2 separate regions of the Homo sapiens genome follow, and region 1 is linked to region 2. The links are chromatin loops, found by intact Hi-C in ENCODE. Cell type or tissue: uterus. All regions are shown on one strand. Links, peaks and the distances in the headings refer to the core of each region. The heading gives the core; the rest is flanking DNA.

Region 1 (15,582 bases), core at 4,254-12,253, 330 kb before region 2:
CAGACTATCTTTTAATTCTTCTCATGCAAAGTAGCAGCATTTGATTTATCGGTAGTGTGGGCAATCTGTGTGGTTAAAGAAAACAGTTCAGGAGTCCGTCAACCCACATTGAAGAACACCTAATCCTCCAGTGAGTGCCACTCAATCTTGCTGGTGTTAGCAACATACAGTAAGGTCATTTTGACTAAGGTCATCTAGGTTGCAAGGTTAGGCCTTTGGCATGCTGATCAGTAGTGCTAAAAGAAGCCCATATACTAGATAGAGGTTCTGCAATGAAAGAGGCTAATGCCAAATGCTTCCTCCCCTTTTCTTGACTCATCAGTGCCTGGACCAAGAGGCACCATGGATGTGCACCTCATCAGAAGAATGCACATAAAAGCAACAGCACAAGAAAACACTCAAGGCCACTAGTCTTGCACAAGTCATCTTGTTACACAATTAGGTGACATGCTTAATTCTCCCCAGCATGGGGACATTCTTCCTTTCTGCAACTTCACACACACAAAATCCCTGGAGCTGTCCCAAGTGTGTACAGTAATAACGTTCACATGGCTACTCCAAGCATCCAGTGATGGCAACCAAACGAGATGCAGTTACCACAGAGCAGTAGTCTGACTTTTGATAATCAGGAATAAAGAACCCAGTGGTGAAGGTGCTGGGTCACTGCCTCAATGTGGGGTACCTTGGAAACTGCCTGCCAAACACAGGTCAAGGTGGAACATACATCCTCCTGGGGAACGGCTGGTCAACCAGTCATGTCTAGGAGTTGAGAGTTCTACTGTGGGAAGAGGTGGCAACAGCTGATAACACAAAGCACTGTGTAGACCAAAGTGAAAGTCCACCATCAATTGCTGTTTCTAATTCAGGTGACTTCTGTTATATTATGGAACCAGTTAGACAAAAGCAGGTAGTTAAAGCTGAAAAGATATCATCAGTCATGGTTGGTTCATTCTGTTGGTAATGCCAATTGTTTTCACAGTCTCATGGGTGACAGGAAAAATTAGGACCCTAAGACTACTGGGAAAAACACGTGACACCCATGAGTGTACAGATAAGATTGAGAGAAGTTATTAGTTACATACATTCATAGACAAAAAAGGGAGGGTTCTGTAAACGAGGCTGGTCCACACAAGACTTGCACTACGGAGCAGATAGAACAAACAGGGTGTAAGGGGAATGCTTTGTAGTATCAAGAACGTGAGATGCTTCTTGGTTCTCATAAGGATGCAATTGGTTTGTTTAAATGCATCTGTGGAATGGTAGGCAACTGAAATATGTTAGGCTACAGACTGATAAGATCAAAATAGTATGTTATAATGCCATAATCCTGTAATATACAATTTATTGTAGTGCTAATTACACATAATATAAACTAGTTATGCATAATTCATAGTAACTTACAAAACTGTACTATACCACATATTATATAGCTACTTATACACATATAAGTATACATGTAGACATGCTATATATACAGATGATGCTATACTATATGGTATACTAGGGCACACCAATTTGACTATAAATGCAAAAGGCCCCAACAATACACTGGAAAATTGAACGTTATCAATATGGGTTGAGTGTTTCTTATCTGAAATACTTGGGAACGGAAGTGCTTTGGATTTCAGACTTTTAACATTTTGGAATATTTGCAGAAAACTTACTGGATGAGCATCCCTAATCCAAATATCAAAAATCCTCTAATGAGCATTTCTGTTGAGCATAAGACTGGTGCTCAAACAGTTTTTGACTTCGGAGCATTTCAGATTTGGTATTGGAATCTGGGGTTTACAGATGTTCAACCTGTAGATAAAATACTTATATTCCATGATGAAGACAAATTTCACCCAGATAACCATAATATATTTATATCTGAAAGCCAGTTAACGTAATAGACTATCAGTAGAATGCCAAAAACCACAAATCATCTCAATAGATGCAGAAAAAAACATGTCATAAGAGTTCAACACTCCTTTACCATGAAACAATAAATAAAAAACACAAGAAAACTTCCTGAGCCTGTTTGAGAATATTTATGAAAAATCCACAATATACTTGATGGTGAGACTGAATGCTTTCACACGCAGATTAGACAAGCATACTGTCCAATCACAGTTCTCTCTTCTTAATTCAAAGTAAAAAGTGGGCCAGGTGTGGTAGCTCATGTCAGTAACCCCAACATGTAGACAGGCTGAGGCAGGAGGATAGCTTGAGGCCAGGAATTCAATACCAGCCTAGACAATACAGCGAGATCCCATCTCTATAAAAAATTTTTAAAATTATATAATTAGCTGAGCATGGTGGCATGTGTCTGTAGCTCCAGCTACATAGGAGGCTAAGGTGGGAGAATCACTTGAGCCCAGGAATTTGAGGCTGCAGTGAGCTAAGACTATTATTACCACTACACTTCAGCCTAGCTGACAAAGTGAGACCCTCTCTAAAAACATAACATTTTTTAAAAAAGTGAACTATGCAAGTAACAGCCAAAACTCATGACAGAATAAAGGAAAGAAAATGAAAATAACAATGTACATGAGACTATATAAACTTCACATACATGCAAATTAATAACAATTCTTTATTAGCAAAGAAAACAGAAGAAAATCTTTACAACAAAAAAGTAGTTTTCCCATAAAAAGGTAGAATACACACACACACACACACACACACACACACACATGAACTCATTTTTCATTGGTCCATTAATTAGAGAACAATTAAACAACTACATGAAAATTAAAATTGCCTACTATTAGAAATACATTTCAACTTAGTCTAGGGATCCAACAAATTTTTAAATGAATAGACAAAAATTATGTTAACTGATGAGAAACAAAACACAGCCTATTAAGCTCATGTACTATGGCTTATAAAGTATCTGTGAAATTCTCAGCTCCATGATTCCCTGCAAAAAACTGAAAATCTAAAGTATAGACACCTTCTTTAACAATGAACCACTGATAAAAATATATTTGAAAGCGGCTGGGAAAATAAAGTGTTCTAACACATTTTTCGTATTTTATGACGTTCTTTCCCAGGACGGGTCCTTCTAAGTTTTAGAAGGGAACTAGGAAAATTGCATACATTCTAATCTTCCTTACATGTGTTGGGTTTCTCTCTAATTTGAGTTTTTAATTTTTTCACGTGTTCTAATGAAACTAGAATAACTGAAAGCTTTAACACACTTCTTACATTGACAGAGGTGTTTTGTTGTTGTTGTTTTTTACCACATATAAGCTCTTTCATGCTTTCGAAGGGAACTGGAACAACTGAAGGCTTTACCACATTTCTTACATTCATAGGGTTTTTCTCCAGTATGAGTCCTTTCATGGCTTCGAAGGGCACTGGAAGAAGTAAACGACTTACCACATTCCTTACATCCATAAGGTTTCACTCCAGTGTGAGTTCTTTCATGCTCACATAGGTTACTAGAATATTTGAAGGCTTTACCACATTGTTTACATTCATAGGGCTTTTCTCCACTGTGAGTCCTTTCATGGACTCTGAGGACTCTGGAACATCTAAAGGCTTTGCCACATTTTATACATTCATAGGGTTTTTCTCCAGTATGCGTTCTTTCATGTATTCCCAAGTAAGTGGAACGACTGAAGGCTTTGCCACATTCCTTACATTCATAGGGTTTCTCTCCAGTATGAGATCTTTCATGTTGGCGAAGAGAACTGGAAAAAGTGAATGATTTACCACATTTCTTACATGCATAGGGTTTCTCTCCAGTATGAGTTCTTTCATGTTCACGAAGATAACTTGAATAATTGAAGGCTTTATCACAATGTTTACATTTATATGTTTTCTCTCCAGTGTAAGTGCTCTGAGGCATTTGAAATACACTAGGAAAATCAAAAGGCTTCTCATACACTGGACCCTTATAAGGCCCATTACTAGTGTGTGTTACCATGTGTCTGTCAACACTGGTGAGAGAGATAAAGGCTTTCCCACATTGTTTGCAATGATATAACTTCTCTGGACATTCCTCACACTCAAATAGTTTGTTTCCAATGTGAGACAGGATGTGCCTATGAAGGGCTGAATGACATATGAAGACTTTTCCACACACACTGCATTCACATGGCTTTACTCCAGTAGAAACTTTCTTATTCAGATTCAAATTTGAATCCTGGCTGAAGGTTTCTCCATATTGACTGCCTTCTTTAATTTCAAACAGTCTCTCTACCACATGACTGCTGTAAAAATGATAAACATCATTAATGGTACATTTATTCATGGTTTACATTGCTACTAATACCATGGAAAATGCAAGTTTCCTGCCATATCTAAATTGTTTTAAAGTAAATAAATTAATTACTGTAAGATATGGGTCCCCCATAGCTATTATCATTATTATCATAATTGTGATAGTCACATGTACAGTATCTTGGTGGTGTTTCCAAGTAAAATATTCTGAAAATATTGAACATCAATGTTACATTCAGGTGTATTTTTTGCTAAGACTTTTCTGGAAAAAAAAAATTTCTAGTGGTTCTTAGTTGTTTTGTCTGTTTTAAAAACTTATGACATGCTAAGATTCCCTCAAGGGGCATTTTTGCTCTTGTGAATGCAAATTACCTTAGATTTCTCCCAGGATTTTTGAAGTCATCTTGGATATTCTGGTCTTCTGATTTGTTTCCTAAAAGGTACAACCATAAGATTATTCAAATGATTAGAAACTTTAAAAATTGCTAGATTCAAGGTTCACTATACACTGTGACCATAACTAATTTTTTTCACCAAAGTACTCCCTTTCCACATGCCAAATCAGGAAACATTCATAACCAAGAAACACTTGTTTTCTTCTTCTTTTCTTTTTTCTTTCTTTCTTTTTTTTTTTTTTTTGAGACAGATTGTTTCTTCGTTGACCAGGCTGGAGTGCAGTGGCTCAATCTCGGCTCACTGCAACCTCCACTTCCTAGGTTCCAGCAATTAACCTGTCTCAGGCTCCCAAGTAGCTGGGATTACAGGCGCCTGCTACCACGCCTGGCTAATTTTTTTATTTTTTTGGTAGAGATGGGGTTTCACCATGTTGGCCAGGCTGGTCTTGAACTCCTGACCTCAGGCGATTCACCCGCCTTGGCCTCCCAAAGTGCTGGGATTACAGGTGTGAGCCACCACGCCCAGCCAAAACACTTGCGTTGTAATCAACTACGTGAATAAGTGTTGTTATTCTTACCTACAGAAGCCAGGTTCCTGAAGATTTCTTGCATCACATCTCTGTAGAGATTCTTTTGAGAAGGATCCAGCAAAGCCCACTCCTCCTGAGTAAAGGCCACAGCCACATCTTCAAATGACACTGAATCCTAGAATATCGCACATATGTGGAGAGGAGGATGGCTTAGACAGACAGTACTAAGAATCTATACTCATCTCATAAAATCGTAACATAATTCTGCAGACTTCAAACATTTCTTCCATGACCTGGTCATCAGAACTTTACTCTCTGTCTGCACTTACTGCTGCCCACTCAACATTCTTCATGCTAAAATGAAACTATTCAGAAAGTCAACAGCAGAGTAGGAACACCTGTCTCATTGGCAGGTGCAGGGAATAAACTGTGCTGTAAGAAATGAGGTCACCCCTAATTTCTATGTGTAGATTTTATCTTAAGGGCCTCTCATAACGAAGTCATGCTATTTGTTGTGTATAACAGTTAGTATTAAGTCTTAAGACTACATATCCTTAGAAATACCTGCTCACAAAGTCTGACCTTTTGGTGTGAGAAAATAGATTTTTTTGACGGATCTCATCACCCTAAGTGAGTGGTTCACAATATGTAAACAATCTTATGCAAACAATATATTATTCGCTGAACTCCAGTTTTGTTTTGTTTCTGAAAGCCTACTACTTTACTCCATTCTTGCAGTGGTACCTAGGGGATCAGCTCTGAAAAACACTCTGAGCATTAAGTCTCTAATGAGCATTCTTGGTAAACAATATTTCTCATATGCTGTTACAACTTGTTAACTGGAGAAATGAGGCATCAACGTGATTATAATAAGAAAATATTTGGAAGCTTGCAAGTAGTTTACTCCAGACCAAATTAAACCCAGTTGTAAATAAGACTGATAATTTATCTTTAATAACAAACAAAACAATTTTAAAATTTCTATTGGATAACAACAAAGTGCAATGGAGTAAGTGGAAAGATAGTACGTGTGCTTAGAAGAAACTCAATGTCATCAAGATATCACCTCTTTCAAATAGCCTTAAAAAATTCCATCAATCCCCAAAACAGACACTTTATTAGCAACTGAAAACTACTTTTCCAAACCTAACAAAAAAAAAATGTCTAAGAATTGTCAAAGTCTTCCAAACAATAGGGCAATGGCTTCCTTACCATGTATCAGAATTTTCAAACTATAATATTCAGGACAGTATTAATGTGGAGATAAACAAATAGTCCAAAAGGGAAAAAAGTTTTAAATAAGCAGGAATTTATTTTTATTTTATTTTTTTATTTTATTTTTTTGGTGAGATGGAGATTTACTCTTGTTGCCCGGGCTGGAGTGCAATGGCGTGATCTCGGCTCACCACATCCTCCGCTGCCTCCCAGGTTCAAGCGATTCTCCTGCCTCAGCCTCCCGAGTAGCTGAGATTACAGGCATGTGTCACCACGCCCAGCTGATTTTGTATTTTTAGTAGAGACAGGGTTTCACCATGTTGCCCAGGCTGATCTTGAACTCCTGACCTCAGGTAATCTGCCTGCCTTGGCCTCCCAAAGTGCTGGGCTTACAAGCCACTGTGCCTGGCCTGTAAGCAGGAATTTTGTATGTAAAGTTCATTAATGACAGAGCATTCCAGAATAGTGGAAGAAATCAAAAGCACTTTAAAACATACAGTAGAGCAAATTGGTACTAACTGAAAAAGTACATTGCATTCCCCTCTATTCCATGAACAATAATCAAGTTCTTTATTTCAAATATGAAAGACAAAACTAAAATACGTTCAGACTTCGAAGGAAAACAGGGGTATTTTTGGACAGAAAAATGGGCAGAATTCATTTAAACAGAAAAAAAGGAACTGGCAAATTCACATATATTAATATTCAGGAAATTAAAAGGCAAAAAGCAGTGGGAAAAAACTGTAATACATGCAATATAAAAGAATTAGTATGAAGTGTAAAAATGAACACGATTTAAAAGTGAGAAAATAAGCAAAGCATACTTAAAAGAAGATGAAAGACCACCTATTTTTTTAAAAAGTCAACTTCCTTGGTAATGAGAAAATAGAAAATAGTCAGGTATATGACATTTGAAATTGACTAGAAGAAAAAAATCAACTCCATGTGATGACGGCCATGGCAAACGGGTTACTCACGAAGGAAGGAGGAGTCAACTGATACCCTCCATTGCTCTAATTTGAACTTACCACAATGTGTAGCCCATTAATTTTTCTAAAATGTCCAGAGAATTTACGGTGCATTTGCACTTGGAGATGTGGCATAAAATCATAGGAGCATTATTTTTCCCAAAAGCAAAAAAATACAATTGAAAAAGCCCTCACATCAGAATCATTAAAATGGACGGCTGAATTAAATGGTCCACAGCCTCAGGCACTAGCATGTGTGAAACATACTGACACAAGGAAATCACCAATAAACCTTTTTGTTTTAATTCCATTCATACTCATTTTAGAAAGTTCAAGTAAAGCAAAATGGAACTGAAAAATTACAGATGATAAAAATGCAAAAAAGTAGCCAAACAATCACAACAGTGGTCAACTAAGAGATAAGTCTAGGTGGGAACCATCAGAAAACTCTTAATGACTGTAGGAGGCCCAGTTAAGAATCTTAATTATAATTTCCAAGTTGCTTCAACTATTGTTACTAAAACTCTTGACAAATGTTTTACTCATTCTTACTGTATTTCTTAATAGAAAACTTAAAAATTAATTAAAATGTAAAAGAACACAATTTTTATGTTTCTTTGCCTTATAACGTGATCTGAGTCGTGATTTACAGATTTCACAGAAATAAGTAAATTGAGCAGCACAGCTCACAGTGCTAGTTGCTCAGCAAGCAGCTAAAGTACACACCAGATACCAGGCGGCAGAACCGATTAGCAAGTCATTGCGAGAGAAGACAGAACCACATGGTGGTGGGCAATGTCTGAACATTCTGCTAGTGGTACTAAGTGCGATGGTCACGGGCAGAGATGTGTTTGGAAAGGGTAGGAAATTATTACTCAGAAAATTGACACTTGTGGATCCATTAGGTCAGGCCTTTCAAGGTGGTTTGATATGGTTTGAATGAGGAAGAAAAGGAGCCAGGCCTGTGTTTTCTGTTGAGGGTAGGTGGAAAGCTAGGATGAGAATTCAGTTTCAAGGGAAAAGATTTACATGGTTTCAATCTGCTGCCAAAACCCAGAGAGAGCACCCAGGCTTGTTTTCACCATATCCTGATGTGACGTCAGAAGTAGAAGAAAGTAAGTTTAGGATTAAAAGTTGACAGCAGTGAATTAAAGAAAAAAATGGAGACAGACACTTCTGATTTCCAGTAGAGCAAGTAGGCATAAAAGGCAATGGTCAAGCTTCCTAGGTTGAGTTCTGAGTTCCATGAAAATGTCTGACCCCACCACGCTGTCTGAGCTACTGAAATGTTATTACCAGAGGCTCTTTCCCTATTCTCTGTACTGTAACTGGCTCAACTACAGCAGAGTGATAAAGAATTACTCCCAACACTGTGAATTTTCATTCACATTGAAAGATGACATTACATTCGATACCAATCCTTCAACAACCAGAGTGATCTGGAAAAGGAGATGCAGAAAGTGAATCCATACAAGATTGATATAGGTGCAGTATATTCCCACAGACCCAATCAACACAATACAGTGAGGCTGGGAGCTTTCCAGGCTCAGGAAAAAGAACTGGTGTTTGACACTGACATGACAGACATGACAATGTGAGGAGATGCTGTAGTTCTGCAGATACATGTTCTACGTGCTGGACCCTCATGACAAGGGCCATACGCATCACTAACACAGCACTGAAGGAGGACTTTGGATTTAAGCATTGTCTCTGGGTATATTCTGGAAGGAGGGGTGTACATTGTTTGGTCTGTGATAAATCAGTTAGAAAACTGTCTTCGGTGGTATATTCTGGGATAGTTGAGTATTTGAGCCTTGTAAAGCATGGTCAAGATGTTAAAAAGAAAGTTCACCTAACTGAAAAAATTCACCCTTTTGTCAGAAAATCTATAAACATAATAAAAAAAACTTTGAAGAATATGCCTTGGTTAATCAAGATATTCTCAAAAATAACAAAAGCTGGGATAAGATTTTAGCCCTTGTTCCTGAAACAATTCAGGATGAACTTCAACAAAGCTTCCAAAAGTCTCACAATTCACTTCAGCATTGGGAGCACCAGCAGATGTCAGAATAACATCAAAAATCAAAATGTGGATCCTGGCTGCAGTGGGAGATTATGCTCCAGGACTGTTTCCACGATGGGGTATCAATGTCAACAAAGAAATCAATCATTTACCGCAGAGCCCTTTTAGCGTTCATCCTAAAACAGGTCGCATTTCTGTGCCTACTGATTTGCAGAAACTGGATCGGTTTGATCCATTTACTGTTCCAACCATAAGCCTCATCTGCCATGAACTGGATGCCATTTCCACTAATGAAGAGGAAAAAAGGAGAATTAAACTGAATCTGATATTAAACATAGAACCAGAGATATAAGACCAGTCTAGCACCTTATGTGAGTTTTTGAACAACTTCTTGAAAACCTGGGTAAACACCGAAAAAGAGAACTTCTTAAGAAGAGTGATTTACAAAAAGATTTCAGAAGACAATGCTCCTCAAACCAATGTGGGTATCTTCTGCCTTCAACCAAGGATCAAATGCTCCAAGAGCCATTTAACAAATACAGCAGAACTATGTATGTGTCTTAATGCTCAAAGTAAATTTTCCTTTGCTTGAGAAATAATTTATGTTGAAAAGATTTCCTGAGACCACCAAAGGAGACTGTCAAGGTTCACGGAAGGAGCAATAAAAGGAGAAATAATTGGAAAAAAAAAACCCCAAAAAACAAAGGCAACATTCAGGCTATTATTAGAGTCTTTAACAGATGGTGGCAAAGTAGCGCAGAAAATGGAGCACTTACACACTGCTGGTGGGAATGTAAATTAGTTCAGCCATTGTGAAAAGCAGTTTGAAGATTTCTCAAAAAACTTAAAACAGAACTACCTTTTGACCCAGCAATCCCATTACTGGATACACACCCAAAGGAATATAAGTTGTTCTACCAAGAAGACACATGTACCTGTATGTTCATCACAGCACTATTCACAATATCAAAGACACGGAATCAATCCAAATGCCCATCAATAGTGGACTGGATTTTTTAAAAAGTGGTACATATACACCATGGAATACTATGCAGCTATAAGAAATTAAATCATGTCCTGTGCATAAACATGGCCACAGCTGGAGGCCATTATCATAAGCAAATTAATGCATTGACAGAAAACCAAATACCACATGTTCTCATTTATAAATGGAAGCTAACTGTTGAGTATACATGGACACAAAGATGGGAGCAACAGACACTGGGGCCTACCTGAGGGGGAGAATGGGAGGAAAGTGAGAGTCAAAAAACTACCTATCAGGCACTATGCTCACTATCTATGTGACAAAATCATTTATGCAGCAAAACACAGAAACATGAAATTTACTCATGTAACAAATCTGCATATGTACCCCCCAGAACACAAAAGTTAAAAAAAAAAAGCAACATTCACATTCACAATAAAAGGCAAATAAATTTAACTAAACAATTCTAAGATTAACCATTAAAGAACTGAGTTCCCAGTAAAAACTACCAAACCAAATTAGAGAGACAGAGAGGCACATCCAGAGAATCGTAACTCACTTGATGAGAAAACCATAAGAATCCTCTAAGAGTAGCAGTACGTGTATAGGAAAAACCAAACTGAAATTGGTGAGCTGCTCAAGTTTGAGAACATCTCCTGGGTGCCCAGGCTTAGGGATCCCCAGTAATTTATGAGTTTTACATCCACAAACATTACCAGTTGATACGGTTTGGCTGTGTGTTTCCTCCAAATCTCATGTTTAAATGTGACCTCCAATGTTGGAGGTGGGCCTAGGGGAAGGCATCTGGGTCATGGAGGCAGATATCTCATAAATGACTCAGTGCTGTCCTTGAAGTAATGAGTTCTCTGTTGGTTCACAGGAGAGCCGGGTATTTAAGAGGCTGGACCTTCCTCCTCCTCTCTCTGACTCCCTCTCTCACCATGTGGCTTGCCTGTTCCCCCTCTGCCTTCCGTCTGAGGCATCACCAGAAGCCAAGCAGCTGCCGGTGCCATGCTTGTACAGCCTGCAGAACCGTGAGTCAAATAAACCTACTTTCTTTATAAACTACCCAGTCTTAGGTATTACTTTATATCAATGGAAAAATGGAATAATACATAAAATTGGCACTGAGGAGTGGGGTGTTGCTATAAAGATACCTGAAAATGTGAAAGCAGCTTTGGAACTGGGTAACATGCAGAAGCTGGAAGACTTTCAAGGGCTCAGAAAAAGACAGGGAGATGAGGAAAATTAGAACTTTTTAGAGAGTGGTTAAGTGATTGAAACCAAAATGTTGACAGAAATATGGACAGTGAAAGCCAGGCCAATGAGGTCTTAGATGGAAATGACAAAGTTTTGGTGAGCTTGAGCAAAGGTCACCCATGTTACACCCTGGCAAAGACTTGGCTGCATTGTGTCCAATGCCCTAAGGATTTGTAGGAGGTTTAATTTAGGAGTAATAACTTAAGAGTCTCCAGAGGAAGACATTTCTAAGCAGCAAAGGATTCAAGAGGTGGTATGGTCGCTTCTTTGCCCCCACAATCAGAAGTGATTTAAAGTTGAAACATGATTAAAAGAGAAGCAGAGCATAAAAGTTTGGAAAATGTGCAACCTGGCCCTGTGGTAAAGAGGGAATCCAAGCAGCCTGTGGAGCAATGACTTGTAAGAGAGAGTTGCACAACTAAAGGGGAGCCAGGTGCCAACAGCCATGAGGCTAAGAAAAAGACCTGTAATGCATTTCAGAAAACTGTGGCAGCCCCTCTCACCACAGGCTCAGGGGCCTAAAAGGAAAAAGTTTGGGGTACCAGGTCGAAAGCATCACTGCCCTGTGCAGCCTCAGGACACTGCTCCTTGCATTCCAGTAGCTCTGGTTCCAGCTTTGGCTAAAAAGGCACCATATACCACTTGGGCCACGGTTCCAGAGGGCACAAGCCATAAGCCTTGGAGGCTTCCGCTTAGTGTTAAGCCTGCAGGTGCATAGAATACAAGAGTTAAGGAAGCTTGGTAGCTTCCACCTAAATTTCAGATGTATCAGGAATGTAGGTGCCCAGGCAGAAGCCTGACATGAGTGGAACCCCACAGGCAGCCTCTACTAGGGCAGTGCCAAGAGAAATGTGAGGATGAAGCCCCCACACAGAGTCCCCACAGTGGCACTGCCTAGCGGAGCTGTGGAAACAGGGCTGCTGCTTTCCAGACCCCAGAATGGTACAGCCACAAGCAGAAAGCACTGTGAGCCTGGAAACGTTGCAAGCATTTGACTCTAGTATGTCAGAAGTCACATGGGCTGCATCCAGCAAAGCCACAGGAATGAGGTTGCCCAAGGCAACAGGTAAATACACCGGTTCCAAATGGAAGAAATGGCCAAAACAAAGGGGCTACAGGCCCCATGCAAGTCCAAAATCCAGCAGGGCAATAAAATCTTAATGCTCCAAAATGATCGCCTTTGACTCCATGTCTCACATCCAGGTCCTGCTGATGCAAGAAGTGGACTCTCATGGCCTTGGGCAGCTCCACCCCTATGGCTTTGCAGGGTACAGCCCCATTCCTGGCTGCTTTCACAAGGTGGCATTGTCTGTGACTTTTCCAGGTACACACTGTAAGCTGTCAGTGGATCTACCATTCTGGGTCTGCAGGATGGTGGCTCTCTTCTCACAGCTCCACTAGGCAGTGCCTCAATGGGAGCTTTGTGTGGGAATTCCAACCCCACATTTCCCTTCCACACTGCCCTAGCATAGATTCCCTATGTGGGCTACACCACTGCAGCAAACTTCTGCCTAGACATCCGTGTATTTCCATACATCCTCTGGAATTGTGGCAGAGGTTCCCAAACCTCAATTCTTAACTTGGCTTTGTGTGGGGATTCCAACCCCACATTTCCCTTCCACACTGCCTTAGCATAGATTCTCTATGTGGGCTACACCACTGCAGCAAACTTCTGCCTAGACGTCCATGTATTTCCATACATCCTCTGAAATTGTGGCAGAGGTTCCCAAACCTCAATTCTTAACTTGGCTTTGTGTGGGGATTCCAATCCCACATTTCCCTTCCACACTGCCTTAGCATAGGTTCTCCATGTGGGCTAGGCCACTGCAGCAAACTTCTGCCTAGACGTCCGGGCATTTCCACACATCCTCTGAAATCGTGGCAAAGGTTCCCAAACCTTAATTCTTAAAGTTTTCTGTACCCACAGGCCCAACACCAAGTAAAGGCTGCCAAGACTTGGGGCTTGAACCCTCTGAAGCAATGGCCTGAGCTGTACATTGGTCTCTTTTAGCCACAGCTAGGACACAGCACCATGTCCCAAGACTACAAAAAGCAGCAAGGCCCTGGGTCCCGGATCATGAAACCATTTTTTTCTCCTATGCCTCCAAGCCTGTGATGGGAGGGACTGCCGTGAAGACCTCTGACATGTCCTAAAGACATTTTCCCCATTGTCTTGGCAATTAACATTTGGCTCCTCATTACTTACATAAATTTCTGCAGCTGGCTTAAATTTTTCCTCAGAAAATGGGTTTTCTTTTCTATCACATCATCAGGCTGAAAATTTTCCAAACGTTTATGCTCTGCTTCTCTTTTAAACATAAGTTTCAATTACAGACCACCTTTTTTTGAATGCATAAAACTGAATGCTTTTAAGAGCACCCAAGTCACCTCTTGAATGCTTTGCTCTTTAGAAATTTCCTCTCCCAGATACCCTAAATCATCTCTCTCAATTTCAAAGTTCTGCAGATCTCTAGGGCAGGGGCAAAATGCTGCCAGTCTCTTTGCTAAAGTATAGCAAGAGTCACCTTTGCTTCAGTTCCCAAGAAGATCCTCATTTCCATCTGAAACCACCTCAGCCTGGACTTAACTGTCTATATCACTATCAGCATTTTGGTCAAAGCCATTTAACAAGTCTCTAGAAAGTTCCAAACTTACCCACATCTTCCTGTCTCCTTCTGAGCCCTCCAAACTGTTCCAACCTCTGCCTGTTACCCAGTTCCAAAGTAACTTCCACATATTCAGGTATCTTTATAGCACCACCCCACTCTCTACAGTACCAACTTACTGTATTAGTCCATTCTCACATTGCTATAAGAAAATACCTGAGACTGAGTAATTTGTAAGGGAAAGAGGTTTAATTGACTGACAGTTCCACATGGCTGGGGAGGCCTCAGGAAATACAATCATGGCAGGAGGCGAAGGGGAAGCAAGGCACCTTCTTCACATGGTGGTAGGAAGAAGAATGACTGAAGGAGAAACTTGCCAAACACTCATCAAACCATCAGATTTCGTGAGAACAATTACTTCCACCTGGTCTCTCAATTCAAGGTGAGACATTGGGTGGGGACACAGTCAAATCATATCACCATCTCAATGCCGCTCCTTGTTATTGGTCTGTTTAGAGTTTCTATTTATTTCTTATTTAATCTAGGAGAGTTTCATAATTCCAGGAATTCATAAATCTCCTCTAGGTTTTCTAGTTTGTGCACATAAAGTTGTTGAAAGTAGCCTTAGTAATCTTTTGTATTTCTGTTGTATTGTTTGTAATACCTCCTGTTTCATTTCTTTTTTTTTTTTTTTTTTGAGATGGAGTCTCACTCTGTCATCCAGGCTGGAGTGCAGTGGTGCAATCTCAGCTCACTGCAACCTCCACCTGCCGGGTTAAGTGATTCCCCTGCCTCAGCCTCTTGAGTACCTGGAATTACAGGAATGTGTCACCATGCCCAGCTAATTTTTGTATTTTTAGCTGGTCTCAAACTCCTGACCTCACGACCTGCCCACCTCGGCTTCCCAAAGTGCTGGGATTACAGGCATGAGCCACCATGCCTGGCCCTCCTGTTTCATTTCTAATTGAGCTTATTTAGATTTTCTCTCTTCTTTTCTTGGTTAATCTCACTAATGGTATATCAATTTTGTTTATCTTTTCAAAGAACCAGCTTTTTGTTTCATTTATCTTTTGTATTTTTTGTTTGTTTCAATTTCATTTAGTTTTGCTCTGATCTTTGTTAGTTCTTTTATTCTGCTGGGTTTGGATTTGGTTTGCTATTGTTCCTCTAGTTCTTTCAGGTGTGACCTTAGATGGTCTATTTGTACTCGTTCAGACTTTTTAATGTAGGCATTTAATGATACAAACTTTTGTCTTAGCACTACCTTTGCTGTATCTCAGAGGTTTTGATAGGTTGTGTCACTACTATCATTCTGTTCAAAAAGTGTTTAAACTTCTATCTTGATTTCATTGTTGACCCAACAGTCAGTCATTCAGGAGCAGATTATT
Region 2 (15,582 bases), core at 4,955-12,954:
AAGTATCCCACAAATTTGTGAGAGGCTGCCAGCCACAGACCTGTTAATCTGTGATAACTCCTGTGATTGGACTTTCCCAGGACTAACAGGGACAAACAAGCATTGCCATGACAAAAGTCCCTTATGTATGGGACTTAATACAAATGACCTTGAGTGCTCGGCACATTCAGAGCAGAGTGTGCTGCTTAGTATCTTACTTGTCAGGGGGTTCCCAGTCTTTTTAGACTGGTGATGTGGTTTGGCTGTGCCCCCACCCAAATCTCCACTTGAATTGTATCCCCCAGATTTCCCACGTATTGTGGGAGGGACCCAGGGGGAGGTAATTGAATCATAGGGGGCTGGTCTTTCCCATGCTATTCTCATGATAGTGAATAAGTCTCATGGGATCTGATGGGTTTATCAGGGGTTTCTGCTTCTGTTTCTTCCTCATTTTCTCTTGCCGCCGCCATGGAAGACATGCCTTTCGCCCTCCGCCATGATTCTGAGGCCTCCCCAACCATGCGGAACTGTAAGTCCTATTAAATCTCTTTTTCTTCTCAGTCTCGGGTATGTCTTTGTAAGCAGCATGAAAACAGACTAATATAGTAAATTGGTACCAGTAGAGGGGGGCATTGCTGAAAAGATGCCTGAAAATGTGGAAGCAACTTTGGAACTGGGTAACAGGCAGAGGTTGGAGGGCTCAGAAGAAGCAGGAAAATGTGGGAAAGTTTGGAACTACCTAGAGACTTGTTGAATGGCTTTGACGAAAGTACTGATAGTGATATGAACAATAAGGTCTAGGCTGATGTGGTCTCAGATGGAGATGAGGAACTTGTTGGGAACTGGCTGTTGCCCAGACTGGAGTGCAGTGGTGCCATCTCGGCTCACTGCAACCTCCGCCTCCTAAGTTCAAGCAATTCTCCTGCCTCTGCCTCCCGAGTACCTGGGATTACAGGTGTGCGCCACCATTCCCCGCTAATTTTTCTATTTTTAGTAGAGACTGTGTTTTGCCATGTTAGCCAGGCTGTTTTCAAACTCCTGACCTCAGGTGATCCACCCACGTTGGCCTCCCAAAGTGCAGGGATTACAGGCGTGAGCCACCGAGTCTGGCTGACTCTTGTTATGTTTTAGCAAAGAGAATGAAGGCACTTTGCCCCTGCCCTAGAGATTTGTGGAACTTTGAACTTGAGAGAGATGGTTTAGGGTATCTGATGGAAAAAATTTCTAAGCAGCAAAGCATTCCAGAGGTGACTTGGGTGCTGCTAAAAGCCTTCAGTTTTAAAAGGGAAACAGAGCATGAAAGTTTGGAAAATTCGTGGCCTGACAATGTAAGAGAAAAGAAAAACCCATTTTCTGGGGAGAAATTCAAGCTGGCTACAGAAATTTGCAAGTAAGTAGCAAGGAGCCTAATGTTAATCCCCAAGACCATGGGGAAAATGTCTCCAGGCCATGTCAGAGACCTTTATGGCAGCCCCTCCCATCACAGGCCTGGAGGCCCAGAGGAAAAAGTGGTTTTGTGGGCTAGGCCCAGTGTCTCCAGGCTGTGTGCAGCCTGGGGACTTGGTGCCCTGTGTCCCAGCTGAAAGAGACCAATGTACAGCTCAGGCTGTGGCTTCAGAGGGTAGAAGAGGGTGGAAGCCCCAAGCTTTGGCAGCTTCCATGTGGTGTTGAGCCTGTGGGTGCACAGAAGTCAAGAATTGAGGTTTGAGAACCTCTGCCTAGATTTCAAAGGGCATATGGAAATGCCTGGATGCCCAGGCAGAAGTTTGCTGCAGGGGTGGGGCCCCGATGGAGAACCTATGCTAGGGCAATGCAGAAGGGAAATGTGGGGTGGGAGCCCCCACACAGAGTCCCTACTGGGGCACCACCTAGTGAAGCTGTGAGAAAAGGGCTACCATCCTCCAGACCTCAGAATGCTAGATCCACCAACACCTTCCACCATGCACCTGGAAAAGCTGCAGACACTCAACACCATCCTATGAAAGCAGCCGGGAGGGAGGCTGTATCCTGCAAAGCCACAGAGGCAGAGCTGCCCAAGACCATGGGAACCCACCACTTGCAGTAGTGTGACCTGGATGTGAGACCTGGAGTCAAAGGAGATCATTTTGGGAGCTTTAAAATTTGACTGCCTTGCTGGATTTCAGACTTGAATGGGCCCTGTAACCCCTTTGTTTTGGCCAATTTCCCCCATTTGGAACGGCTGTATTCACCCAATACCAGTACCCCCATTGTATCTAGGAAGTAACCAGTTGACTTTTGATTTTACAGGCTCATAGGTGGAAGGGACTTTCCTTTTCTCAGATGAGGCTTTGGACTATGGACTTTTGGGTTAATGCTGAAATGAGTTAAGACTTTGGGGGACTGTTGGGAAGGCATGATTGGTTTTGAAATGTGAGGACATGAGATTTGGAGCCACCAGGGGTGGAATGATATGGTTTTGCCATGCCTCTACCCAAATCTTAACTTGAATTGTACCTCTCAGATTTCCCACATGTTGTGGGAGGGACCCAAGGGGAAGTAATTGAATCACGGGGGCTGGTCTTTTCAATGCTATTCTCGTGATAGTGAATAAGTCTCACAAGATCTGATGGATTTATCAGGGGTTTCTACTTTTGCTTCTTCCTCATTTTCTCTTGCTGCTGCCATGTAAGAAGTGGCTTTTGCCCTTTGCCATGATTCTGAGGCTTCCCCAGCCCATGTGGAACTGTAAGTCCAATTAAACCTCTTTTTCTTCCCAGTCTTGGGTATGTCTTTGTAAGCAGAGTGAAAATGGACTAATACAACTGACCAACACACATGACCCAAAAGTCCCAAAAGTCATGCCACTCCCCCAACCACTCCCCGGGTTGGTAGAGACCAAGCAAGAGTGCTCCCCACTTGGTCACAAGTCAGGCTCTTGAGAGCCTGACATAAAAGATATTAAGCAAGATGAGAGGGAATCTTTATGACAGCAAGACAGAGACACAGGAAAAAAAAGAATGTTTCTGAAAGGAAAAAGATCAGACAACATGAAATAGTCATACCAAAAATAAACCAGCGTTTGTGTGTCTAAAATTAGCCTGTATAAATGCTTTTCTTGGCTGGGTGCAGTGGCTCACCCTGTAATTCCAGTACTTTGGGAGGCCAAGGCAGGAGGATTCCTTGAGTCCAGATGTCAGATATATTTGAACAAGAGGGACTCCATCTTGAAGATGGGCTGGGTAAAAAAAAGCTGAGAACTGCTGGGCTCCCAGGAGCTTAGGCATTCTTAGTCACAGGATGAGTTAGGAGGTCAGCACAAGATACAGGTCACAACAACCCCACTGATAAAGCAGGATGTGGTAAAGAAGCCGGCCAAAACCCACCAGAACCAGGATGCTGATGAAAGTGACCTCTGGTAATCCTCACTGCTCATTATGTGATACTTATTATAAGGCATTAGCGTGTTAAAAGACACTCCCACCAGCACCACCACAGTTTACAAATACCATGGCAACATCCAGAAGTTACCCTATATGGTCTGAAAGTGGGGAGGAACCCTCAGTTCCTGGAAATCCAGTCCTCTTTCCCGGAAAACTCATGAATAATTCACCCCTTGTTTAGCATACAATCAAGAAATAACTGTAGGTATACTCGGTTGAGCAGCTCACACCACGGCTGTACCTATGCAGTAGCCATTCTTTTGTTTCTTTTACTTCCCTAATAAACTTGCTTTTACTTTACTCTATGGACTCGCCCTGTATTCTTTCTTGTGGGAGGTCCAGTAACCCTCTCTTGGGGTCTAGATTGGGACCCCTTTCCAGTAACACAGGAGTTTGAGGCCAGCCTCAACAACTGAGACTCCATCTCTACAAAAAAATCAAAAAGTTAGCAGGGAATGGTGGAGTGCACCTATGGTCCCAGCTACACAGGAAGCTGAGGCAGGAGGATCCCTCGAGTCCAGGAGGTTAAGTCTGCAGTGAGCCATGACTGTCCCGCTGCACTCCAGCCTGGGCAACAGAGCTGATTCTAAATAAATAAATAAATTCTTTCTTTCCATTTATCTTAAATTTGGAAAAGGAAAAGGAAACAGTTTTACTGTCTGCTTGATTGGATTGCACAGACAGATGCTGTTTGAAATGTTTCTTCCTTGGTGCGGTAAAGAAATAGCACTTGAACATGAATTTAATTTATTTAGTAAGGCCATTTTTACTTCTTGCAGAAAGGGTACACTCATCAGCAGTTTTGCCATGAGAGTGCATTGAACAAAGGAGACAGGGTCATTTATAACCTGACGCGTCCTCCCTACTGCTGTGTCTGGTTTCCACTGGCTGGAGCGGGACCTCACATTCTGTATTTGTCTCGATTGGCTAGCAACTTAGAACTTTTTAAAAGAGGCAAAGGTAGAGGGGAACAAAGGAAAGAGGAAGTAACTGGTGGAATGCTGAGAAAGGTAAAAACACCTTCAAATAAGGAAGAGGAACAGGCTGTGACCTAATGCTTACTTGGACCAGTATAAGCATGCCAGGGCAGATATTTAGGCTAAATTGTGGGAGCTAAGAACATAAAGAACATTGATTTCTTTATTACGGCTAGCAGATATTTAAGAATGTTAGCACAGGTCTTTGAATAAATTTTGCTTCTAATAGAAGTTACTATTTATTCCTAATTAGATGGGGAGGAAAGTCTTTGAAGAGGAACCTCTACTTTACTTTTTACAGATGCCAAGAATCTAACTACTCCCAAATTCTTCCCCTTCTGCTGGCCTGTCAGGCCCCAGGTTCCTTGGACTCCTGGCTTCAGAAGAGCTAAACAGTTTTGGTGATCCTGCTCACAGCGCCAAATCTGTAGGGGCCAAGAGAAAGCTGCTTCACTCTCTGAAGTTTTGCTGCAAAATCAACTGACAATAGGCAGATTAACAGGGAGATAAGCATACAAAATTTTATTTTAACTCACATAGCATGGGTAATTGTAGGAGAATGATTACTGTGCCACTGGCTTTTTTTTTTTTTTTTTAAGACGGAGTCTCCCTTTGTCGCCAGGCTAGAGTGCAGTGGCGCGATCTCCACTCACTGCAACCTCCGACTCCCTGGTTCAAGTGATTCTCCTGCCTCAGCCTTCTGAGTAGCTGGGACTGCAGGCATGCGCCATTACGCCCAGCTAATTTTTGTATTTTTAGTAGAGACGGGGTTTCACCATGTTGGCCAGGATGGTCTCCATCTCCTGATCTCGTGATCCTTCTGCCTGGACCTCCCAAAGTGCTGGGATTACAGGTGTGAGCCACCGTACCTGGCCCAGTATCTCTTTTGTTACTTGGTTATTTCACTTGGCATAGTGTCCTCAAGATTTATCCCTATTGTCCATATAACAAAATTTTGAATTTTTTTTTTTTGAGACAGAGTCTGGCTCTGTCGCCCAGGCTGGAGTGCAGTGGTGCGATCTCGGCTCACTGCAAGCTCCGCCTCCCGGGTTCACGACATTCTCCTGCCTCAACCTCTGAGTACCTGGGACTACAGGCGCCCGCCACCACGCCCGGCTAATTTTTTGTATTTTTAGTAGAGACGGGGTTTCACCGTGTTAGCCAGGATGGTCTCGATCTCCTGACCTTGTGATCCACCCGCCTTGGGCTCCCAAAGTGCTGGGATTATAGGTGTGAGCCACCGCGCCTGGCCAATTTCGTCTTTTAAAAGCTGAATGAGTATTCAGTTATTTGTGTTTTTCAAATTGTCCTTATCCGTTTTTTCATCGAGGGAGTTTGGTTGCCCCCACTGTATTTTAATGCAAAACAAAAGGAAAATTTCCCAGGTTGAGAGGAGCAGTAAAGCCTGAAGTATCACTCTCTGCCCAGACCTCAGTGGTGGGCTTGCTTTGAGCATTCTTAGGCAGCCCCACTTCCCTTAGGCACTTCCCTTCCCTTTGTTGATTAAAGAAGAAACTGAGGCAAAATTAATATAAGTGGAGTTTATTTGGGCCAAGTTTGAGGACTGTAAGCCGGGAGAGATAGATTCAAGTTGCTCTGAATATATCCTCCAATTAGCAGCAGTTGCAAGTGAGTTTTTAAAGGATGAAAGAGGCAGTTCCTCAGCTGTTTATAAAAAATTTACATTAAAATAACATAAGCTATTGGTTAGCTATACATTTTTCTTTGTATCACAAACGCTAGCAACATGGAGATAATAGGTGATGCAGCTAGTCAGGAACAAAATGCCTTTAAACAACTGCCCCCGCCTTGCCCCCGCCCCCCCATACTGCTGTCTCTCTGAGCCTGATAAATTTTGTATGCCTCCCGGGGAATTGTTTGAACCCGGGAGGCAGGGGCTGCAGAGAGCCTCGATTACATCACTGCGCTCCAGCCTAGGTCACAGAGCAAGACTCTGTCTCAAAATAAATAAATAAATAAATGTTGTATGCCTTACATAACTCAGAATGTTCTCAGCTACTCTCTCTTCTCACCTCCAGGAATGGGAAAGTGAAGATGCACTCCCAGTGGAGGAGGGTTTATTATGGCTCCAAGCACAGTGTCTGCTCTTACTACTCATTAGCAGTCGTGTAGCCTATTCTAAAATTAAAGTGTCTCGAGTGGGACAAATCCTGAAAAGAATGTTTTTTACAAGTAATGTGCTGCTACTGGGGATTCTGGGGTGATCCATCCTGGGACAGTCATCCTCTGCACCCTGTCTGGCCTGGGGCCAAGGAGTGATCTTGAGCAGTCACTGCAGTGGCTAACCCTGGAATCTAAGGCCTGCCCAGAATGCACATCCAGAAGCCCTAGAATGCGGGGGAAAAAGCCGTATTTGCACATCCAGAAGCCCTAGAATGCGGGGGGAAAAGCCGTATTTGCACATCCAGAAGCCCTAGAATGTGGGCGACAAAACCGTATTTGTGCTTCTGTTACTGGAAAGGGGTCCCAATCCAGACCCTAAGAGAGGGTTTTTGGATCTCGCACAAGAAAGAATTAGGGTGACTCTGTAAAGTGAAAGCAAGTTTATCAAGAAAGTAAAGGAATAAAGATTGGCTTCTCCACAGACAGAGCAGCCCCAAGGGCTGCTGCCTGCCCATTTTGATGATTATTTCTTGATGATATGCTAAACGAGGGGTGGATTATTCATGTCTCCCCTTTTTGGACCATACCGGGTGACTTCCTGAGGTTGCCATGGCGTTTGTAAACTGTCATGGCGCTGGCGGGAGTGTAGCAAGGAGGACAACCAGAGGTCACTCTCGTGGCCATCTTGGTTTTGGTAGGATTTGTCCGGCTTTTTTACTGCAACCTGTTTTATTAGCAAGGTCTTTATGACCTGTATCGTGTGCCTACCCCCTATCTCATCCTGTGACTTAGAAAGCCTTAACTGTCTGGGAGTGCAGCCTTCCAGGTCTCAGCCTCAATTTACCCAGCCCATGTTCAAGATGGAATTGCTCTGGTTCCAATGCCTGTCACAATTCTGCGGTATTCCAGCCGTGCAGGTGCTGCGGAGACGTGGCGTCCATTCCCGGGACTAGTGGGAACACGCACATGCACATTTAGTAAAGGGTGACCGTGGAGAGGCACAGGCCCTGTTTTTTTTTTGTTTGTTTTTTGAGACACGGTCTCGCTTAGTTGCCCAGGCTGGGGTGCAGTGGCGCGATCTTGGCTCACTGTAACCCCCACCTCCTGGGTTCAAGCGATTCGCATGTTCCTGGCCTCGTGTGATCCACCCGCCTTGGCCTCCCAAAGTACTGAGATCGCAGGCCTGAGCCTGTGATCCGGTCGCTCCTGTCGTTTTGTTTGTTTGTTTGTTGTTGTTTGTTCGTTTTTGTCGCCCAGAGCTGGAGTACAATGGCACAATCTCAGCTGACTGCAACCTCCGCCTCCCGGCTTCAAGCAGTGCTCCTGCCTCAGCCTCCCGAGTAGCTGGGATTACAGGCGCGCGCCACCACACCCGGCTAATTTTTGTATTTTTAGTAGAGACGGGGTTTTACCATGTTGGCCAGGCTGGTCTCAAACTCCTAACCTCGTGATCCGCCCGCCTCGGCCTCCCAAAGTGCTGGGATTACAGGCGTGAGCCGCTGCGCTCAGCCCACTATGGTCGTTCTTAAAACAAATTGCAAGGTCATGCGTTTTCCTCCCAGAAGAGTGATAGACCCATCCCTGGCACTGCCAAATTTAGCTGGAGCTGAATTGTTCCGCAAGTTGTACTTGGCTGTGACCACCAGAGGGCGCCGAGGACAGTACGGACGCCGTCAGCGTCTCGGTCACATCCTTCCGTGTCCAGCTAGAAAATGAATGGGAAACCCGGGCACTGAGGCTCACGCCTGTAATCCAGCACTGCAGGGGGCGAGGCGGGCGGGTCACTCGAATTTAGGAGTTTGAGACCAGCCTGGGCAACATGGTGAAGCCCCATCTCTACTGACAGTACAAAAAAAATATGCCGGGCGCGGTGGCTCACGCCTGTAATCCCAGCCTAGGCGGGCGAATCACCTGAGGTCAGGAGTTCGAGACCAGCCTGGCCAAAATGGTGAAACCCTGTCTCTACTAAAAATACAAAAATTAGGCCGGGCGTGGTGGCTCACGCCTATAATCCCAGTACTTTGGGAGGCCGAGGTGGGCGGATCACGAGGTCAGGAGTTCAAGACCAGCCTGACCCACATGGTGAAACCCCATCTCTACTAAAAATACAAAAAAAATTAGCCGGGTGTGGTGGCATGTGCCTGTAATCGCAGCTACTCAGGAGGCTGAGGCAGGAGAATCGCTTGAACCCAGGAGGCGGAGGTTGCAGTGAGCTGAGATAGTGCCATTGCACTCCAGCCTGGGCGACATAGCGAGACTCCATCTCAAAAAAAAAAAAAAAAAAAAAAAAAAAAAATATATATATATATATATTTAGCCGGGCGTGGTGGCGCGCGCCTGTAATCCCAGCTACTCCCGAAGCTGAGGCAGGAGAATCGCTTGAGCCCGGGGGCGAAGGTTGCAGTGAGCCGAGATCGCGCCACTGCACTCCAGCCTGGGCAACCGGGTGAGACTCCGTCTCAAAGAAAAAAAAAAAAAAGAAAAAATGAAACGAATCGGGGCGTGTTACATCTCGAAGCCTGGCTTCTTTAACAGCTTCCCCAGCGCCCCAGTCTATGTTACTGGGAGTGTGAAAGCGACCAGCCCTGCAGAGGCTTCCCCGCGCCCCGCGCCCCGCGCCCCTCGCCAACCCCCGGTGCGAGCCCAGGGCACCGAGCCCCGCAGCCGCTCAGGCCCACCCGGTGCCTGCAGCCAGCGCACACTGGGTGCTGGGACCAGCACTGAGCGCCTTTTCTGTTTTTTCTTACAAGGTTGGGTTTCAGCCGAGCAAGTCTGAGGCCCCTTTCCCGCGCCCTCTGGTGGAAAGTGTTCGCTTTTCTGTCCACCCATGTGAAGGATTCACCCCGACCCTCCTCAGGTGGCCTTTACTTTGCAGGAGCAAAGCAAGGTACGGGACATTGTTCCCTCTTTTCTGTTTCTGCCTTTTCTTTCTCCTCTGCCCCCTCCCCGCCTCCGTATTCCTCCCTCTTCCTCATTATTTCTTCTTCCTTCTTCCTATTGAATTTGGGATTGAAAAGTTTGAAGCTCCTAAAGGAGGCCAGCCAGCTGGTTGGCCTCCGTCTTGCTGACTTTGGGCAGTATCATGGCTTTGTTTAGAGTTGGTTGTGAGAAGGAAATAAACCATAACACTTCGGTACATGTGTGTTATTTGTTGATACACAGGCGCACACACACAAATGTGAATGGGCGCTTATATATCATTATTTCCCTCTCGATATATCTTTATCTATATTTAGATATTTTGGAGGCATACCTTTTATCCAGGATGGCTCTGTTCGCAGAGGGTTGAACTGTGGACGAGGCATCTCGGTTTTTTGCTTTTGCAGTTTACATTGTGTGTGGTGGGGTACATGTCTGTATTATCTGCACAAAAATTAAAACAATTTTTAAAAAATTTCAGTTGGATGAGGAGATACATGTATGTGGCACACAGCTTTCTTCACTTAGCAACACGTCAGATGCAGCGTAGATGTGCGGATGAAACCACCATTGCAAAATTATCACTGAGACAGTCAGAGAAACCTGACATGGCTGACTCCATGTTGCTTTTAGCCTCACAGGCTGGCTCTCTTAGCTCATTCCTAAGCATGGGCCTGAAACTGCCATTGCAAAATCGTAACTGAGACAGCAAAAGAGACTTGACCTAACCAACTCCATCTTGCTTCTAACCTCCAAGCTGTCCTTGTTCATTCCTGGGTGTAGGCTGAACTAACTTTGGGAGGAACTTAATTTATAGTTTAAAACAAAGACGATAAGACGATAACAGCCCTTTCTCAAAACAAACATCCTTCCTGACTGGGGACTAGACTGCCTTTGTAGGATTAACAAATTAGCCACAAGATCAGAAATTATAGTTTAGGAGTCATGCAGCTGGAGGCTCTAAGATTGTGACCCTCCCTAAACCGCTCAGTGCTTGAGATGTTTTACAGACCCTGCACTTAATGGATCAGCTGGCACCACCCAGATGGATAAACTGGCTCATGTGATCTTGTGGCCCCCACCCAGGAACTGACTCAGTGCAAGAAGACAACTTCAATTCCCTATGATTTAATGTCCTACCGAATCAATCAGCACTCCTGACACACTGGCTTCCCCTCACCCACCAAATTGTCCTTAAAACCTCTGATCTCCAAATGCTTGAGGAGACTGATTTGAGTAATAATAAAACAAGGCTCCTGCACAGCCGGCTCTGCGCGAATTACTCTTTCTCTACTGCAGTTCTCCTGTCATGATAAATCGGCTCCATCTAGGCAGCCAGCAAGGTGAACCCACTGGGTGGTTACAGGCCACGCTAAGTTCGGGAGAAATTTAGTTTATGGTTTAAATGATAACAGCCCTTCCCCAAAACTAAACTGCCCTGGTAAAACTAATGAAAGGCCGCCAAGTTAGGAGGATGACAGGGGCCTGAATTCTACTGAGCCGTAAGCGTAATTACCGGCCATTATTCCAGAGGACACAAGATTTGCAACTTGCCTAATTACTCCTGCAAAGAACATCGCTACTGTAGCACCTGAGAATGGCCTTTTGAGATGTGTTTTCAGGCTTTTGCACTTCTGACAACTGATGGCTGCACTTGGACTCGCCAGCCGGTCCCGCGTCCCCACCAGAAGCAGAGTAAGCACAAGAGGACAGCTCCGACTCCCTAGGATTTCAGCTCTGACCAGTCGCACGCCTGGCTCACTGGCTTCCCCACACCCACCAAGTTGTTCTTAAAAACTCTGCTGCCCGAATGCTCAGGGAGAGTGATTTGAGTAATAATGAAACTGTTGTCTCCTGCACAGTCGGCTCTGCGTGAATTACTCTTTCTCTATTGCAATTCCGCTCTCTTGAGAAATCGGCTCTGTCCAGGCAGCAGCAAGGTGAAGCCACTGGGCGGTTACACTGATATGATTCCCCCTTTGCAGTTTTTACTCTCTTGGTGCTGCAAACAGTTCCTCACTGAGGACCCTTGTACACGTATCACTGTGAGCATGAATCCGAATTTCTTTAGGAGACATACATACTAGTGGGTATGTGCATGTTATGTAATTTCTCTTAGCACTGTTTCCTCACTCATCAAATAAGGATCAAGTAGTTCTCACCACACAGGGTTATTTTAGAAATAATTTAGTATACATAATATACAATGCAATAACAAGTACTGATGTCTACTTCTTTTAGGTTATATGATAATACCTTATACATAGTACATGTGTGATTATATATATTGCAATGTAGAGTACGATCTATAATTTACAGAACTGTTGTTTATATATAACAAATGCTGTCCTTGCGATAGTTTGCTCAGAATGATGGTTTATGTATACATATGTAACAAACCTGCACGTTGTGCACACGTACCCTAGAACTTAAAGTATAATTTTAAAAAATGCTATAATTCATGTGGTGATTATTATCTACCAGTTACATCATCGATAGAATGAGGACGTTGTTAACGGTACACGCCAGACAGGATGGCTGTGAGGATCTGTGATAATAAGAATTAGATATTTGGTCTTTGTCCCTGTTTCCTGATGGAGGCTTCTAAACCCCTTGGAATTCCCTGACTGATAGGGGCAAGAGGAAATCTTTTGTTATTCCTAACGAGCCCCTTTCATCCATGCCTGTGTTTATGCTAATGAGGTGACTCCTGGAGGATGAGGGCTGGTTGCCAGGGGAATCAACTTTGCCTTGCAACTTTCAGCTCCAGTCCGTGACTTCCAGGGAAAGAACAGGGGCTGGAGATTGAGTTTAATCGCCAATGACCAGTGATTTGATCATTCATGCTTAAATAATGGAACCATAAGAAACCTAAAGAAAAGGTTTGGAGAGCTGCTGGGTTCAGGAGCACATTCGTGTGCTGGGAGGGTGTTGTGCCTGGTGAAGGTGTGGAAGCGCTGACTCTGCCTCGCATACCTTGTCCTGTCTGTGTCTTTCATCTGGCTGTTGCTGAGTTGTGCTGTTTATAATAATAAACTGGTAACAGGAAGTAAAGCACTTTCCTGAGTTTTGTGAGCCCATTCTCTTGATTTACCAAACCTGAGATAGAGGGATTGTGTGTGGGAACCCTTGAATTTATAGCTGGTCAGTCAAAAGTGCTGGTTAACAAACCTGGAACTTCCATGAAGTGGGGGCAGTTTTGTGGGACCAAGCCCATAACCTGTGGGATTTCACTCTAGCTCCAGGTAGACATGTCAGAATTGAATTGTAGGATACCTAGTTGGTGCCTGCTGTGTAGAAGAAAAAAACCCACAGGTTTGGTGTCAGATGTGTTGTGAGTAAAACTGTTACAGGAAAGCGGTCTCTGTCCAGACCCCAAGTGAGGGTTATTGGATCTCGCGCAAGAAATAATTCAGGGTGAGTCCATAGAGTAAAGTGAAAGCAAGTTTTTTAGGAAAGTAAAGGAACAAAAGAATGGCTACTCCATAGACAGAGCAGCCCTGAGGGCTGTGGGTTGCCCATTTTTACGGTTATTTCTTGATTATATGCTAAACAAGGGGTGGATTATTCATGCCTCCCCTTTTTAGACCATATAGGGTAACTTCCTGACATTGCCATGGCATTTGTAAACTGTCATGGTGCCGGCGGGAGTGTAGCAGTGAGGACGACCAGAGGTCACTCTCATAGCCATCTTGGGTTTAGTGGGATTTGGCCGGCTCCTTTACTGCAAACTGTTTTATCAGCAAGGTCTTTATGACCTGTATCTTGTGCCGACCTCCTATCTCATCCTGTGACTTAGAATGCCTTAACCATCTAGGAATGCAGCCAAGTAGGCCTCAGCCTCATTTTACCCAGCCCATTCGAGATGGAGTAGTTCTGGTTCGCATGCCTCTGACAAAGCCAGTTCAGAGAATTAAGTAGGGTGATGTTTACAAAGTGCCTTGCATACCTCTTGGACATAATTTTTCATAAGGATTGAATTAACATTATCAAGAAAAATGAATCAAGTTCATTTTAACTAGTGCATATAAATCTGATAGGCATTGATTGTGCACCTATTTGCAAAGCATGGTGCTGATCCCTGGAAGAGACGGGACAAGGAGGCAACTGTATGTAGGGTGCCCTGTGAGTGTGCATATAAGAGGCGTGGATTAGGACAGACACATATTGAGGGAAGAGCATGTGAGGACACAGCAAGAGGGTGGCCATCTACCAGTAAAGGGGAGAGGCCTCAGAAGAAACCAAACTTCCAGTAACGTGATTATTTTAACAGGGACAACAGATGGCTCTGGGTGGTTCCAGGCACCATGACTGACAGATTTGGAGGTGGAGGGGTGTTTCCAGGAGAACAGAGGAGGCTGTCTATCATCCTGAGGCTCTTGGACAGGAGCTGAGAAGTACAAAAGCACCCTCTGTCAGGGAAGGGATGTCGGCAGCTTGGCTCTTGTTATGGCAGTGGTAAGGGAGCTGATGGGAGAACACCTTCGCATAAAGCAAACAGAACACTTGCAATGTGAATGGAGAACCTTACTGATATGAATAATTTCAACATTTGGAGGTATAACATAGACACCCGAAACCTGGAGAGTAAAGAGCACGCTAGCATCACGTGCGGCCAACCTGGCCACGAGCTGCTCTCCCCGCCCTCCCCGCACACGTGTCCCTTCAGGGAGGGAGAGGAAGGTCATGACCTGGCTGCGCTGCTCGCCCCACACACGTGTCCCTTCACGGAGGGAGGAGGAAGGTCGTGCGATGCAGGTGTTGCTCCTTGCGTCATTCCCTGAGCTCCCTTTGTGTGTCAAGCAATCTGGGCACTGGGTACGCAGAGATGAATATACTGGGGCCCATGGACCCGAGGCCATGGACTAGTTGGGGGCCAGACATAAACAAATACAATGTGGGACATAACCCCATCCAAGAGCGCACAAAAACACAATGGCCGCCGAGGAGCAAGCCCTTCTTGTCCTGCCTCCAAAAGCCAACTCTGGTTTCTTTTTTTTCTTTTTTCTTTTCTTTTTTTTTTTTTTTGAGACAGCGTCTCACCCTGTCCCTCAGACTGGAGTGCAGTGGCACGATCTTGGCTCACTGCAACCTCCCGGGTTCAAACACTTGTCCCGCCTCAGCCCCTGAGTAGCTGGGATTACAGGCACGCGCCACCACACCCAGCTAATTTTTGTATTTTTAGTAGAGACAGGGTTTTCTCATTTTGGCCAGGCTGGTTTCGAACTCCTGACCTCAGGTGATCCGCCTGCCTTGGCCTCCATAGTGCTGGGGTTACAGGCGTGAGCCACCGCACCCCGCCGCCAACTCTAGTTTCTAAAATATTTTAATATCTGCAGGGATTACTTTTTCATCTTTACACTTCCTTTTCAGAGTTTTCTGGCTTTTCTCACATTATTCTGTGTAGTTCTCCCTTTTCTCCCCCAACTATGTTAACTATTTAGATTAACTGGGGGAGAAATATCAGATTTCTGGGACTGAGCTGATATGGTTTGGATCTGTGTCCCTACCAAATCTCCTGTTGAATTGTAATCCCCGATATTGGAGGTGGGGCCTGGTGAGAGATGATTGGATCATGGGGGAGGAGTTCTGATAAATGGTTTGACACCATCCCCTCGGTACTGTCTTCGAGATCCTGAGTTTTCATGAGGTCTGGTCATTTAAAAGTGTGTGGCACCTCCCCCTCACACTTTCTTGCTCCTGCTTTGGCCATATGGTGTGTGTGCTCCCCCTTTGACTTCTGTCATGATTGTAAATTTCCTGAGGCTTCCCCAGAAGCTAAGCAGATGCCAGCAGTATGCCTCCTGTACAGCCTGCAGGACCGTGAGCCAATTATACGTCTTTTCTTTATCAATTAGCCAGTCTCAGGTATTTCTTTAGAGCAAGGCAAGAACAGTCTAATACATGAGACTTCTTAGCCTAGGGCATGGTTTATCTCAGCCTTTGTTCAAGCTTTCTTTGGTGACTCTCAGTACTTAAAACATTTCTTCATATAGATCTTGCACATTTCTTGTTAAGTAAATGTCTAGGTGGCATTTCATATTTTTGTTCGATTTCATAAAAGTAGTTTTCCTCCTTTCAACCTTTAACTTTTTTTAATTTTAAAATTTTATTTTTATTTTTTGACAAATTTTAATTATATAACCATATATAATTATGGGGTACACAGTGATGTTACTATA

The links. A loop is a pair of places that touch in the nucleus more often than their neighbours do. Peaks named below come from ENCODE experiments on the same cell type or tissue, not always from the same donor. Only the 100,000 strongest peaks of a DNase experiment are listed, where the experiment ranks them.
Region 1: it touches region 2 in a loop (9-fold over the local background); 15 of 110 quality-filtered maps call a loop at or near these places.

What each region holds. Positions count from the first base shown.
Region 1 is chr1:247,034,226-247,049,807 of GRCh38, forward strand. ZNF670 (zinc finger protein 670) reads right to left here. Exons shown (of 4, transcript NM_033213.5): 2 at 5,186-5,312; 3 at 4,585-4,645; 4 at 412-4,202. The coding sequence ends at 3,224. All of the region lies in intron 1 of ZNF670-ZNF695 (ZNF670-ZNF695 readthrough (NMD candidate)), which reads right to left. It also overlaps the pseudogene LOC100420880. Among named protein-coding and RNA genes, the nearest start is that of ZNF695, 34 kb to the left of the region's middle. RefSeq lists a silencer at 11,239-11,406. In uterus, for the core only: no CTCF peak of the experiment used is centred there; no DNase peak of the experiment used is centred there.
Region 2 is chr1:247,364,776-247,380,357 of GRCh38, forward strand. It overlaps ZNF496-DT (ZNF496 divergent transcript), which reads left to right. Exons shown (of 3, transcript NR_168399.1): 2 at 9,232-9,368; 3 at 9,882-12,457. Among named protein-coding and RNA genes, the nearest start is that of ZNF496-DT, 41 kb to the left of the region's middle. RefSeq lists a silencer at 9,117-9,166. In uterus, for the core only: CTCF peaks have their summits at 8,126 (motif pointing right) and 9,218; DNase peaks (open chromatin) are centred at 6,636, 8,126 and 9,276; H3K4me3 peaks cover 448 bases.